Regions from separate parts of the Homo sapiens genome. Here all the other regions are linked to region 4. The links are chromatin contacts, found by Hi-C or POLR2A ChIA-PET in ENCODE. All regions are on one chromosome and are shown on one strand. Each heading gives the region's core, a stretch centred on a gene start or an enhancer-like site at or near the end of the contact. The rest is flanking DNA. Distances are from core to core; before and after follow the strand shown. Region 1 holds the start of PHPT1 (phosphohistidine phosphatase 1). Region 2 holds the start of ARRDC1-AS1 (ARRDC1 antisense RNA 1). Region 3 holds the start of MRPL41 (mitochondrial ribosomal protein L41). Region 4 overlaps GRIN1 (glutamate ionotropic receptor NMDA type subunit 1).

Region 1 (2,967 bases), core at 139-2,638, 300 kb before region 4:
GAGCCAGCACACTAACCACGCCACGCGCCCTGCCGTCCCTTCGCCTCCAGCCGCTGCAGTCTGGGCCCTGCAGGAGCTGGGAAAAACCGCAGGGAGGTCTTCAGGCCGATATGCAAGTCTCCCAGCCGAAGGGGCAGGGGACCTGAACAGGGGAAGCAGAGCACCTGGGCCTGGCCAGAGCTGACACCTGGCTAGGAGAGGAAGGACCAAGGGACGGGGCGTTCCCAGGTGGGAGCCTGGAGGGCAAAGCGTGGTGCGAGCAGGTGAGGGAGAGAGCTAGTTGGTAAGCGTGGAAGCCCACCCGAGGGGGCTTGACCTGTCCCGAGAGGTCCCCGCACACCCGCTCTGGCCGCACGCCGTACTGCGGGCGTGGAGGCGCAAGCCCGGCGGCCCGGCCTCCACCTGTCCCCCAAGTGCACCCTGGTCCGCGCCCAGAGCTCTCTGGAGGGTGGGGTATGCGGGAGAGGGGTGGAGGCCAAACGCAAGGGCCCTCCTGGAGTCCCCAGCCCTACTTCGGAGCCAGGGGAGGGGGCACCAAGTGAGAGAAATTGGGCACCCCCGCCTCCGCTCCTGCTTTCGCACCCGGCACGCCCATCTCGTCCCCGCGCGTCTGCACCGGCCAGGCGTCCCGCTTGCCCACCCGCCGCCGCGCCCCGCGCCCCCTACCCCAGGGCCTCTGCATTCGGCCCCACCCCTGAGGGCCGGCCGGGAACGCCCCTGGACCGGAATAATTTCCAGGGGGCAAGAGCTTTCGAACCAAGTAAAATAGAACTTGAATGTAGCGGCTGCCGTTGCCTCCTTGTACCGGTAGCGGGGTTGGGGACGGAAGCCTTCGGTCGGTGGAGAGGAGAAAGGGAGAGGCCTTCGGGCGGTGGACGGGGAAGAGAGGGAGTCCTTCGGGCGGTGGAGGGGGTGGAGAGCGAGGCCTTCGGGCGGTGGAGAGCGGGGAGGGGGGAGGCCTTCGGGCGGTGGGAGGGGGAGAGAGGGAGGCCTTTGGGCGGTGGGGGCCACGGGGAGGGTGGTCTTCGGACTACGTGCGGGACAGGAGGTCAGGGCTGGCAAGTCCCTCAGGCCTCCCTCGTTGCCCCAGCCTCGCGGGCCGCCTAACTGCCCCGTTCCAAGGGTGCCACCGGACCCCGCTGGAGAGGAACTTCTCCGTTGGCTGGATTTCATCACCACCCATTCCCGATTCCACGTTTCCTTTAAGCGGGGCTGGCGGAGCCGCAAGGCGGCAAGGAACTGGATTGCGATTGGTCAGCACGTGCCTCGGTCGGCGGTACAATTGGCTGAGGCGCTGGGCCTTGGGAAGCATTCCCCGACGGGATTGGTCGTCGCTCTCGCAGAGCCCGCCTCCCGCAGTACAAGCGGCCCCCGGGTCGGGTGGGAGGAGGGGACTCCGGGAGGAGGAACATGGCGGTGGCGGACCTCGCTCTCATTCCTGATGTGGACATCGACTCCGACGGCGTCTTCAAGTATGTGCTGATCCGAGTCCACTCGGCTCCCCGCTCCGGGGCTCCGGCTGCAGAGAGCAAGGAGATCGTGCGCGGCTACAAGTGGGCTGAGTACCATGGTGAGGGCGGGACCTGCGGGCATGCCAGGGGCACGCCTGGCGAGGCGGGGGCGGGGCTGGCGGGACGGAGACGGGGCTGACGAGGCAGGGGCGGGGCTGGCGGGGCGGGGGCGGGGCTGCGGGCCGTAGCGGACTGCGCTCTGCTCCGAGTCCTGCCCCTGCTAGGTTTGACCCAGGCTGAGGTCCTGGGCGGGAAGGGCGTGACACGGCCTGACACCCTCCCCAGCAGTCTCCCAGTTCCCGCGCCCTCCCCGGTTCCACCCTCCTTCGCTCATTCATCCCTGTCCCAGCCTCAAGGGGCTTCGTCTCTCCTGGGGAAGGGGCTGTTCAGAGCTGGGATTTCAGACCCCTTCGGCTGGGAGTTCCTCCCGCGGCCTCCAAGGGCGGCCAGGGCACGTCCTGAGGCCGCCCTCCCATCCCAGCGGACATCTACGACAAAGTGTCGGGCGACATGCAGAAGCAAGGCTGCGACTGTGAGTGTCTGGGCGGCGGGCGCATCTCCCACCAGAGTCAGGACAAGAAGATTCACGTGTACGGCTATTCCATGGTGAGCCGCAGCCCCGTCCCGCCCTGCCGGAGGCCCCAGTACCAGCTTCGAGGCCCACCTGAGCCTGCTGCCCTGACCCGTGGCCCCAGCTGAGCACGCAGGCTTCCTGGGGTTCTCCCAGGGTCGGCGGCAGAGCCCTCCCTCCAGGGCCCATTGTGTTCCTGCATTCCCCCATGGAGCACACGCCAGACCTGAGGGGTGGGACGGACACCCCCAGACATGGCCGGCTGTCTCCTCTCCCTGCCTTGGGAGGCCTTGCTGGGCTCTAGCTGTCCTCCAGCACTTTGGGCCCTGGGCCCCCAGAGGCAGTCAGTACCTGGGTGGAGCTCAGAGTCCCCACCTGTGCTCTTCACAAAAACCACCAGCAGATGAGACCCACGTGCGTCCCTCTGGGCGCCTCAGGCCCCAGGATCCACCATCAAGGTTTGCTTGCCTGTGGAGGTCGCCTCTCCCCAGGGGAGCCCCCAAGGGCGGTCGGGATGGTGGGTTTGGCATCCCCAGGCACTGCCTATCCCTTTCCCACACTCGCTTCTGGTGTGGCTGGTGGCTGGATGCCCAGAGCCGGGTATCGGGTTGAAGGGTCCAGGTAGTGCCAGCAGGCGTCTTCTCTTCTCCAGGCCTATGGTCCTGCCCAGCACGCCATTTCAACTGAGAAAATCAAAGCCAAGTACCCCGACTACGAGGTCACCTGGGCTAACGACGGCTACTGAGCACTCCCAGCCCGGGGCCTGCTGCCTCCAGCAGCCACTTCAGAGCCCCCGCCTTTGCCTGCACTCCTCTTGCAGGGCTGGCCCTGCCTGCTCCTGCGGCAGCCTCTGGTGACGTGCTGTCCACCAGGCCTTGGAGACAG
Region 2 (2,946 bases), core at 254-2,753, 470 kb after region 4:
GTGAGCCACCGCACCCGGCCCAGTCAACAAATATTTTGTCTCCTGTACACCAGGTATTGTTCTAGGCACCATGGACTTACATTCTAGTAGGGAGACAATATTCCAAATCAGGATGTGGGAGAGTCACATGACACACACTGTGATGGAGCCAAGTAAGTCAACGAAGACAGGTATGGGGGGGCAGTATCATTTTAACTAGGGAGGAGAGGGAAGGCTTCCCTTAAGAGGTGATATTTCAACTCAAGGATGGTAAAGAGGGAAGCCACAAAGACACTCGAAATAAAGGTTTCAGGGAAGGGACAGACAGCAGGGGTGGCGGAGAGGTGGGTGCGGGGCAGGAGGGCCATGAAGGCGCTCGTGTCTCCTGCGAGGGCTCAGGGTGCTCGGCCTGTCATAAATGGACTTAGGCTTTGACAGAGCAGTTTAGCTGCCCTAAAGAAACCTGGGAAGGTTCCCTTGGCACTTGGGATTGTCCGTTTCCTTTTCTGTCTATGTGCGCTGTCTATGCTGGACTTGAGATAATTCTCCGGAGTCCGACTCACCAGGAGACTCGGGTGTCACCCAGATTGACCTTCAAGGCTCATTTCTTGTCAGTCCAGTACCCGTCCCCTCGGTTCACACGACCATCCAGAAACCTCAAATTCAGTCCATGCTTCTTGTTTTGGGTCTCGGGGCTGGGATAAGGCGGGCTGACCACCGCGGGGCATGTAGGTAGTTTCCGTGGTGCTGGGGGCGCTCTCCAGGGAAGGCTACTTGGTCTGCAGAAAAGGCCTTGACTTGTGCATACCTGGGCAGCGGGCCTATGAGTGGCAGCGAGAGCGGGGTAACCAGAGAGGGCACACCCCCCAACCGGAGCGCCCCCCAGGTTGGCATCTCCACAACTGTAGAACCTCCCCCATCAGGGCAACCCTCCCGATTGGGACACCGCCCCCAGCCAGACACATCCTCCTAGCAGAACACCCATGCTTAGCCGGAGCCGCTCCCCCGCCAGACACCTCCCCACCGGGAAACCCTCCCCAGTGGGACACCCCAGCCAGTCCAGGTATTCCCGCCGTTAGGGACACCCCCTCCAGCCGGAGCATACCCTCGGCAGGGGCATTCCTCCCAACCGAGGGAACCCCGCCGCAACGGGAACCTGCCTGAACCAGAGCACCCTCCCGCGCCGGGGACACCCCACAGGCGGCTCCCGCGCCAGGCCGCGGCCCAGGGAGTCAGCCTTCCGCGCAAGCCGGCGAAATCAAAGTGCGTCCGGGGTTAGAGGTCAGAGGTCGGAGCCGCGGGTCTTTCTCCTTCTTCGGCCAGCCCACCAAAACGTCAATTTAGAATGAGACATGTGTTGAAAATGGGACGGCTACTCCCCATCCACTACTACGACTCTGGCGGGCGGGTTCTCCAGCTCCAGGTCTCCTACCCCGCGGGCGCGCGTTCCGGTTCCGGCCGCCGCAGGCCCGGCGCCTGGGGCGCCGCACGCCTGGTTCCAGTGCGCAGGCGCCGCACCGGTCGAGCTCCAACGCGCAGGCGCGGGCGCAGGCGCAGGCGCAGACGTAGGCGATCGGCCCCGCCCCGACTCTGGGCCGCGAGGCGCGGGCGGGGCGATGGCGCGCGGGAGGGGCGGGGCCACGCTGCGGGCCCGGGCCATGGCCGCCGCCGATGCCGAGGTGAGCAGCGGGGCCGGCGGGGGGCGGCGCGGGGGCGGCGGGCAGCGGCGGAGGCGGCGCGGGGGCGAAGAACCGGGCGGGGCGGCGGCAGGCGGCCGGCGGGCGGGCGGGGCCCCGGGTCCCCCCGCCGCCGCCGCCGCCGCTGCCGCCGCCTCAGGCCGAGGCCGGGCCGAGGCCGCCGGGCGTCCGGCCCGCGCTCCCGCCGGGCGCGCTTTGTGCGCGGCGCGGGCCGGGCGGCGGCTGGGGGAGCGGGCGGGGGCGCAGGTGAGGGAGGCGACCGCGTACCTGTGCCCGCGCCCCCCACGGACCCCGTGCCGCCGCCGCCGCCCGCAAGCCGGATCTGCGGGGAGGGCCTCGGCCAGGGTGCCGGGGAGGTGCGGAGGACAAAAGGAAAAGTAGCGGGGCCGGCCAACTTTGGAGCGCCGGCCGAGGCGAGGCTGTCCCTCCTCTCGGAGCTCTTCCTTCGCTTCGTTGACCTTTCACTTTGTTCTGAGTAGGATGGCACCATCTTTAACGAAAAGTTGGCCAGTCCCGGCGTGTTTCTCCCCAGACAATGCTGCTCCAGCCCTGCTGGCTGTCAGAAGCAGGAAAGCACGCTCGGTGGGAAGCTTGCGGACTCAAGTTTATTTCCAAACCAGCAGCTTTAAAGGGCTCTCGATGTAAAAAGTTCACATTCTTTTGTTAATGGTCTCGGCCTTCCCCGTGCTCATTCTCAAGGATAGTTTGTTTCCTTGCTTAGGAAAGGAAGCAGCGTAGAGATTAAAGTCTTGCGAGTGGACCACTGGCGTCCCTCTGAAGGAAAAGCAAGCAGGAGGTGGTGTGTCCGTGGAGATGCAGAAATAGTGTGGTCCTAGGGCTGAGATAAGGGACCGGTTTGGAGAAAACTGTCAGCGTAGAAGTATTTCTTTGAAATTAACTGTCTAGTAACAGTTGAGACTTCTAAAGCTTAGAAAGTTAAGGTGTAGTAAGAAGCCGTACAGTATCCTGGTGCATAGACTTAACACTGTATTTTAACTCAGGTAATGTATGGCCTTTTTGTTTATTTTTTTCCTGCATTTTTGGGGGGTGTTGAAATAAGTAAACTGGGAAGGTGCAGGGGAATTCTTAAATTCAATGCAAGGAGTTTTTGCTGAGTATCTGCAGCATTCAAGGAATTAATATTAGTCACTGAGAACAAAAAGCGAAATTAGAAAATTTCAAGTCACTTCTAGGCTTGTAGGGGAGAAGACGTGTAGTGATGAATTCTATCATTTATGAAGTACCCACTGGATCCCACACACTGTGCAAG
Region 3 (3,031 bases), core at 125-2,624, 400 kb after region 4:
CAGGCCCAGCGCGGCGGGGATGGGGGCAGCGCTGCCTTCTGGAGAAGCACGGCTGGAGGGGAGGTGACGCTGGCGGGGCGTGGATCCGGGGTGTGGGGATGCAGCTGGGGAGGAGGGTGCAGCTGGGGAGGGGGTGGATCCGGCGTGTAGGGGTACCGCTGGGGAGTGGGTGCAGCTGGGGAGGGGGTGGATCTGGGGTGTGGGGGTGCCGCTGGGGAGTGGGTGCAGCTGGGGAGGGGGTGGATCCGGCGTGTAGGGGTACCGCTGGGGAGTGGGTGCAGCTGGGGAGGGGGTGGATCTGGGGTGTGGGGGTACTGCTGGGGAGAGGGTGCAGCTGGGGAGCGCGTGGATCCGGCGAGTGGGGGTACCGCTAGGGAGGGGGTGCAGCTGGGGAGGGGGTGGATCTGGGGTGTGGGGGTGCCGCTGGGGAGGGGGTGCAGCTGGGGAGGGGGTGGATCTGGGGCGTGGGGGTGCCGCTGGGGAGGGGGTGCAGCTGGGGAGGGGGTGGATCTGGGGCGTGGGGGTGCCGCTGGGGAGGGGGTGCAGCTGGGGAGGGGATGGATCTGGGGTGTGGGGGTACCGCTGGGGAAGGGCGTGCAGCTGGAGAGGGGATGGATCTGGGCTGTGGGGGTGCCGCTGGGGACGGGGTGCAGCTGGGGAGGGGGTGGATCCGGATTGTGAGGGTGCGGCTGGGGGGCGACTTCCGCGTGGGGTGAGAGGTCGCCTGCGAGGGTGACCGGGCAGGAGGGCTCAGTGCGCAAGCCGGACGTGCTGGGTCCAAGATTATTGATTAATTTGGGCACCGCGAGGGCTCGAGTCCCCCCACACCACTGCCCGGCCTGCGGGGGAGCACAGACAGCCCGGGCCCTCCCGGCTGCAGGTCCCGGGCTTTCCCCGCGCGGTTGCCGGCTCCGCCCAGAGGAGCCGCGCCCGGCGGAGGGGTAAGAAAGGCAGGGTCGCGGCGTCAACGCGGCGGCCGTCTCGAGTCCAGGGCCCGCGTCCTCCCCGACCTCCCGACGCCACCTCACGGCCTCAGGGGGACTGGGCTCCCGGGAAACCGCCGGCCACCTGGCGGACGAACACAGGCAGTGGCGGGCAGTGGAGACGCCAGGGACCACCGCGCTGAGAGCGATCACTCATCCGCCAGCCCCGCCCCGCGAGCCCCGCCCCGCGAGCCCCGCCCCGCGAGCCCCGCCCCGCGAGCCCCGCCCCGCGAGCCCCGCCCCGCGAGCCCCGCACCGCCGGCCCCGCACCGCCAGCCCCGCGAGCCCCGCCCCGCCCCGCGCGCTCCTCGCATTGGCCGAGTCCCCGCGGCCACACCCCCTACCAGATTGGGGCCGCTATTGGACGCGGCGGCCGCGGCCAATCGGAGCCGCTCTTGCTGCGACGCAGCGGTCGGAAGCGGAGCAAGGTCGAGGCCGGGTTGGCGCCGGAGCCGGGGCCGCTTGGAGCTCGTGTGGGGTCTCCGGTCCAGGTGAGTCTGTCGGATTGGGGCGGGCGCCGCGCGCGGCCAGGGGCGGGGCTGGCCGGGTTCCCGGGGCCGCGACTACCCGCTCTCTCCTCCCGCAGGGCGCGGCATGGGCGTCCTGGCCGCAGCGGCGCGCTGCCTGGTCCGGGGTGCGGACCGAATGAGCAAGTGGACGAGCAAGCGGGGCCCGCGCAGCTTCAGGGGCCGCAAGGGCCGGGGCGCCAAGGGCATCGGCTTCCTCACCTCGGGCTGGAGGTTCGTGCAGATCAAGGAGATGGTCCCGGAGTTCGTCGTCCCGGATCTGACCGGCTTCAAGCTCAAGCCCTACGTGAGCTACCTCGCCCCTGAGAGCGAGGAGACGCCCCTGACGGCCGCGCAGCTCTTCAGCGAAGCCGTGGCGCCTGCCATCGAAAAGGACTTCAAGGACGGTACCTTCGACCCTGACAACCTGGAAAAGTACGGCTTCGAGCCCACACAGGAGGGAAAGCTCTTCCAGCTCTACCCCAGGAACTTCCTGCGCTAGCTGGGCGGGGGAGGGGCGGCCTGCCCTCATCTCATTTCTATTAAACGCCTTTGCCAGCTATACGGTGTTTGTTTTTTGGCCTCAGGTCATGGCAAAGTGTGCAGCATGACAGATTTCAGTGCAGGCACCTAAGCCGAGTTCTCATGCAGACTCGGCGCTGTGAACCTCTTTGGAGGTCATCTTCCGAGTCCGAAGGTTCTGGGAACCTGCCAAGGGCAAACATCACTCAGCTTGCAGGAGAAAGAATTTACAAGGCAGATTGTGCCGGATGACAGCACTGGTCAGTTCATCCCCCAAATTATTCACCCAGGGAACAAAGATACAGAGATGGGGGTCTCACTATGCTGCCCAGGCTGAGAACTCATGGGCTGAAATGATCCGCCCGCCTCAGCCTCCCAAAATGCTGGGATTACAGGTGTGAGCCACTGCGCCCAGCCTAGGAAAATTTCCTGTTGCAATCTGACATATAGTGACATGTTGTGTTGTATCATCAGAAAAGAAGAAAGGGATAAGGCCAGGTGCGGTGGCTCACGCCTGTAATCCCAGCACATTGGGAGGCTGAGGCGGGAGGATCACAAGATTAGGAGTTCAAGACCAGCCTGGCCAGCATGATGAAACCCCATCTCTACTAAAAATACAAAAATTAGCCAGGCGTGGTGGCGTGCGACTGTAGTCCCAGCTACTCCAAAGGCAAGAGAATCGCTTAAACCCAGGAGGCAGAGCTTGCAGTGAGTCGAGATCGCACCACTGCACTCCAGCCTGGGTAACAGAGTGAGACTCCGTCTCAAAAAAGGGATAAAACTGCATGTTTTTTTGCTTGTAGTCACCTATGTATCATTAGTAAATGCTGAGGATTTGACAAATAGTGGCCTGTACCTCAACCACAGTTCCTCCCAGAGAGACAAAAGCCCTCACAGCAGGAGTTGGATGTAACACACCCAGTTTGTTCACACACCTAAAGTCACCATCTGTCCAGTATTTGGGAGCTAACCCGTGTGGGTGCTGCAGTGATGAGTGTTCCCTACAGACTTCACATATTT
Region 4 (3,185 bases), core at 335-2,834:
TTTCCACGGTCCATCAAATGACCCTCTAGCACGGAGACAGATGCAGCCCCCTCACCAGGGCAGAACGCAGGGTGGGGCCAGCCAGGGCTCCTCGGACTAGAAGGCAGGAATCTCCCCAGCCCAAGGTAGGGTTGTTGCTTAGAGCTGCCCACGGGGCCTTACATGCTCCTCCTGCAGCTGCTATAAAAAGGCACTAATCGTCCCCCATTACGCCCCCTGCACTCGGCTTTAAGCTCACAGGTCACTTGTCCACTCCACTCATCCAACTGCAAGCCCCAGGGAGGGTTGGCCTGGGCTCCAGGAAAAAAGATTTTTAAAGACGTGACCAGGCAAAGTCCCAAGGGTATGCACAGGTCCCAAAGAAGGAATGCCCCGCCCAGGGAAAGACCCGCCCAGAAAAAAAGACCCGCCAAGGGAAAGCTCCGCCCAGAAAAAGACCTGCCCAGGGAAAGCCCCGCCCAGAAAAAAGGTCCTCCCAGGGAAAGCCCCACCCAGGGAAAGCTCCACCCAGATAAAAGCCCGCCCAGGGAAAGCCCCGCCCAGAAAAAAAGATCCGCCAAGAGAAGTCTCCGCCCAGATAAAAGCCCCGCCCAGAAAAAGACCCGCCAAAGGAAAGCCCAGCCCAGAAAAAAGACCTGCCCAGGGAAAGCCCCACCCAGGGAAAGCTCCGCCCAGATAAAAGCCCGCCCAGGGAAAGCCCCGCCCAGAAAAAAGACCAGCCCAAGGAAAGCTCCGCCCAGGGAAAGCCCCGCCCAGAAAAAAAGACCTGCCCAGGGAAAGCTCTGCCCAGATAAAAGCCCGCCCAGGGAAAGCCCCGCCCAGAAAAAAGACCAGCCCAAGGAAAGCCCTGCCCAGAAAAAAGACCGCCCAGGGAAAGCCCCGCCCAGAAAAGACCCGCCCAGGAAAAGCTCTGGCCAGATAAAAGCTCAGCCCAGGGAAAGCCCCGCCCATAAAAAAGCCCCGCCCAGATAAAAGCCCTGCCCAGCGAAAGCCTCGCCCAGGGAAAGCCCCACCCAGAAAAAGACCCGCCCAGGGAAAGCCCAGCCCAGAGAAAAGACCCGCCCAGGGAAAACTCTGCCCAGATAAAAGACCCGCCCAGGGAAAGCCCCGCCCAGAAAAAGTCCCGCCCAGGGAAAGCCCCGCCCAGAAAAAAAACCCGCCCAGGGAAAGCCCCGCCCAGAAAAAAGTCGCGCCCGGGGAAAGCCCTGCCCAGAAAAAGTCCCGCCCAGGGAAAGCCCCGCCCAGGGAAAGACCCGCCCAGAAAAAAGTCCCGCCCAGAAAAAAGTCGCGCCTGGTGAAAGCCCTGCCCAGAAAAAAGACCAGCCCAGGGAAAGCCCCTCCCAGAAAAAAAGACCCGCCCAGGAAAAAGCTCTGGCCAGATAAAAGCTCCGCCCAGGGAAAGCTCCGCCCAGGGAAAGCCCCGCCCAGAAAAAAAGCCCCACCCAGGGAAAGCCCAGCCCAGAAAAAGACCCGCCCAGGGAAAACTCCACCCAGAAAAAAGACCAGCCCAGAGAAAGCCCAACCCAGAAGAAAGCCCCACCCAGGGAAAGCCCCGCCCAGGGAAAGCTTCACCCAGAGAAATTCCCACTTAGAGAAATTCCCACTCAGAGAAAGCCCCACCCAGAAACGTGCCACCCAGGGAAAGCCCCACCCAGTGAAAGCCCCTACCAGAAAAAGCCCCGCCCAGAAAAAGCCCCTCTTAGAGAAAGCCCCGCCAGACTCTCAGAAGTTAATTTCCTTTTTCGTTGTTTTGAGAGGGAGTCTTGCTTTGTCACCCAGGCTGGAGTGCAGTAGTACAATCTCAGCTCACTGCAACCTCTGCCTCCTGGGTTCAAGCGATTCTCCTGCCTCAGCCTCCCGAGTAGCTGGGACTACAGGCACAAGCCACCACACCCGGCTAATTTTTGTATTTTTAGTAGAGACGGGGTTTCACCATGTTGGCCAGACTGGTCTCGAACTTGTGGCCTCTTTTTTTTTTTTTTTTTTTTTCTTTGAGATGGAGTCTCACTCTGTCACCCAGGCTGGAGTGCAGTGGCTCGATCTCGGCTCATTGCAAGCTCCACCTCCCGGGCTCACGCCATTCTCCTGCCTCAGCCTCCCAAGTAGCTGGGACTACAGGCCCCTGCCACCACGCCCTGCTACTTTTTTGTATTTTTAGTAGAGACGGGGTTTCACCATGTCAGCCAGGATGGCCTCAATCTTCTGGCCTCATGATCTGCCCGCCTCGGCCTCCCAAAGTGCTGGGATTACAGGAGTGAGCCACCGTGCCCAGCCACTTGTGGCCTCTTCTGTTATTTTCTGAATTGTTTACACTTCCCTTACTCATCACAGAGCTTGAGAGAAATTCTGTAGCTGTGATGGGATAAAAGGATGGATGGGCAGGTGAACAAATGGACAGACAGCTGGCTGGGAAGTGGAATTTCTTCATCCAAGATGGGTCAACTCAAGGAATCGATTGCCCTAAAACATACCTGTTCCACTGTTGGCCACTTTTGCAATAGACAAGTTCACATCAAGCTAGACCTGCCTGATCCCTACATTCTAACTGGAGTGACCAACAGGACACGGGAGAGAAAACCACATACAAAACCAATCCACAGAACCCCGCCATGCCCAGGTCCCCACAGAGAGGGGAGGGGGCGTTTTCTCCACTTTTTTTTCTCGGCCTGTGAGCCCCTGAGCCGTGCACTGCGGTCCCACAGGTTGACCCCGCGTTGCCAGCCTCAGGGCCAAGGTCACGTTTCCAGACATGGCCCTAAGAAAAAGGCCAGCCCAGGGGAAGGGACATGGTCAGGGCACACAGGAACCACGTGCATACCACACATCCATGCCCATGAGCACACACCACACACCACATGTGTATGCACATACCATACACACGTGCACAAATGCATGTATACACACTATAGTCACACCATGCATACATCTCTACCCACACATGCAGAATCATGTACAGGTCATACACAACACACACGCATGTATGCACATGCCATATACACACCACATGTACCATGCATACACCATACACACATGTGCGCAAATGCATGTACACACACCATCACACCACTCATACATCTCTACTCACACATGCAGAATCATGTACAGGTCATACACAACACATACACGTGCACACATGCCATATACACACCACGTGTACACACATGCACCATGCATACACCACACAC

What was found. A loop is a pair of places that touch in the nucleus more often than their neighbours do. ChIA-PET counts read pairs that join two places held with the same protein, here RNA polymerase II (POLR2A). Pooled maps may share reads with other maps.
Region 1: a map with no recorded cell type shows a loop between it and region 4 (17-fold over the local background). The contact joins the promoter of PHPT1 here to the enhancer-like site in region 4. A Hi-C loop is called at or near these places in 1 of 168 maps with a recorded cell type or tissue (naive thymus-derived CD4-positive, alpha-beta T cell), 5 of 37 single-sample maps with no recorded cell type and 9 of 50 pooled maps. POLR2A ChIA-PET finds 5 or more read pairs at or near these places in 2 of 52 experiments (both WTC11).
Region 2: a pooled map shows a loop between it and region 4 (7-fold over the local background). The contact joins the promoter of ARRDC1-AS1 here to the enhancer-like site in region 4. A Hi-C loop is called at or near these places in 9 of 37 single-sample maps with no recorded cell type and 5 of 50 pooled maps.
Region 3: a pooled map shows a loop between it and region 4 (12-fold over the local background). The contact joins the promoter of MRPL41 here to the enhancer-like site in region 4. A Hi-C loop is called at or near these places in 2 of 37 single-sample maps with no recorded cell type and 4 of 50 pooled maps. POLR2A ChIA-PET finds 5 or more read pairs at or near these places in 1 of 52 experiments (GM12878).

The regions. Positions count from the first base shown.
Region 1 is chr9:136,848,021-136,850,987 of GRCh38, forward strand. PHPT1 (phosphohistidine phosphatase 1) reads left to right here and starts at 1,389. Exons shown (of 3, transcript NM_014172.6): 1 at 1,389-1,570; 2 at 1,993-2,117; 3 at 2,735-2,967. The coding sequence starts at 1,411. The coding sequence ends at 2,827. AJM1 (apical junction component 1 homolog) reads left to right here. Exons shown (of 3, transcript NM_001080482.5): 3 at 1-781. RefSeq lists silencers at 331-560, 781-840, 921-1,000, 1,181-1,240, 1,631-1,710 and an enhancer at 1,361-1,640.
Region 2 is chr9:137,617,392-137,620,337 of GRCh38, forward strand. It overlaps ARRDC1-AS1 (ARRDC1 antisense RNA 1), which reads right to left and starts at 1,504. Exons shown (of 3, transcript NR_122035.1): 1 at 1,140-1,504; 2 at 543-800. It overlaps EHMT1 (euchromatic histone lysine methyltransferase 1), which reads left to right and starts at 1,614. Exons shown (of 27, transcript NM_024757.5): 1 at 1,614-1,658. The coding sequence starts at 1,638. RefSeq lists enhancers at 1,307-1,356, 2,022-2,740 and a silencer at 1,397-1,696.
Region 3 is chr9:137,550,505-137,553,535 of GRCh38, forward strand. It overlaps MRPL41 (mitochondrial ribosomal protein L41), which reads left to right and starts at 1,375. Exons shown (of 2, transcript NM_032477.3): 1 at 1,375-1,474; 2 at 1,570-2,051. The coding sequence starts at 1,578. The coding sequence ends at 1,991. It overlaps LOC124902317 (a long non-coding RNA gene), which reads right to left. Exons shown (of 2, transcript XR_007061883.1): 2 at 2,023-2,197. RefSeq lists a silencer at 697-1,646.
Region 4 is chr9:137,149,932-137,153,116 of GRCh38, forward strand. The region is part of intron 4 of GRIN1 (glutamate ionotropic receptor NMDA type subunit 1); the gene reads left to right. Among named protein-coding and RNA genes, the nearest start is that of GRIN1, 12 kb to the left of the region's middle. RefSeq lists an enhancer at 1,500-1,819. Within about 2 kb of position 1,585, at least 4 of the 41 ENCODE cell types and tissues checked have a DNase peak (open chromatin) inside an H3K27ac peak, as active enhancers do; they include GM12878, where a contact is called at or near this core.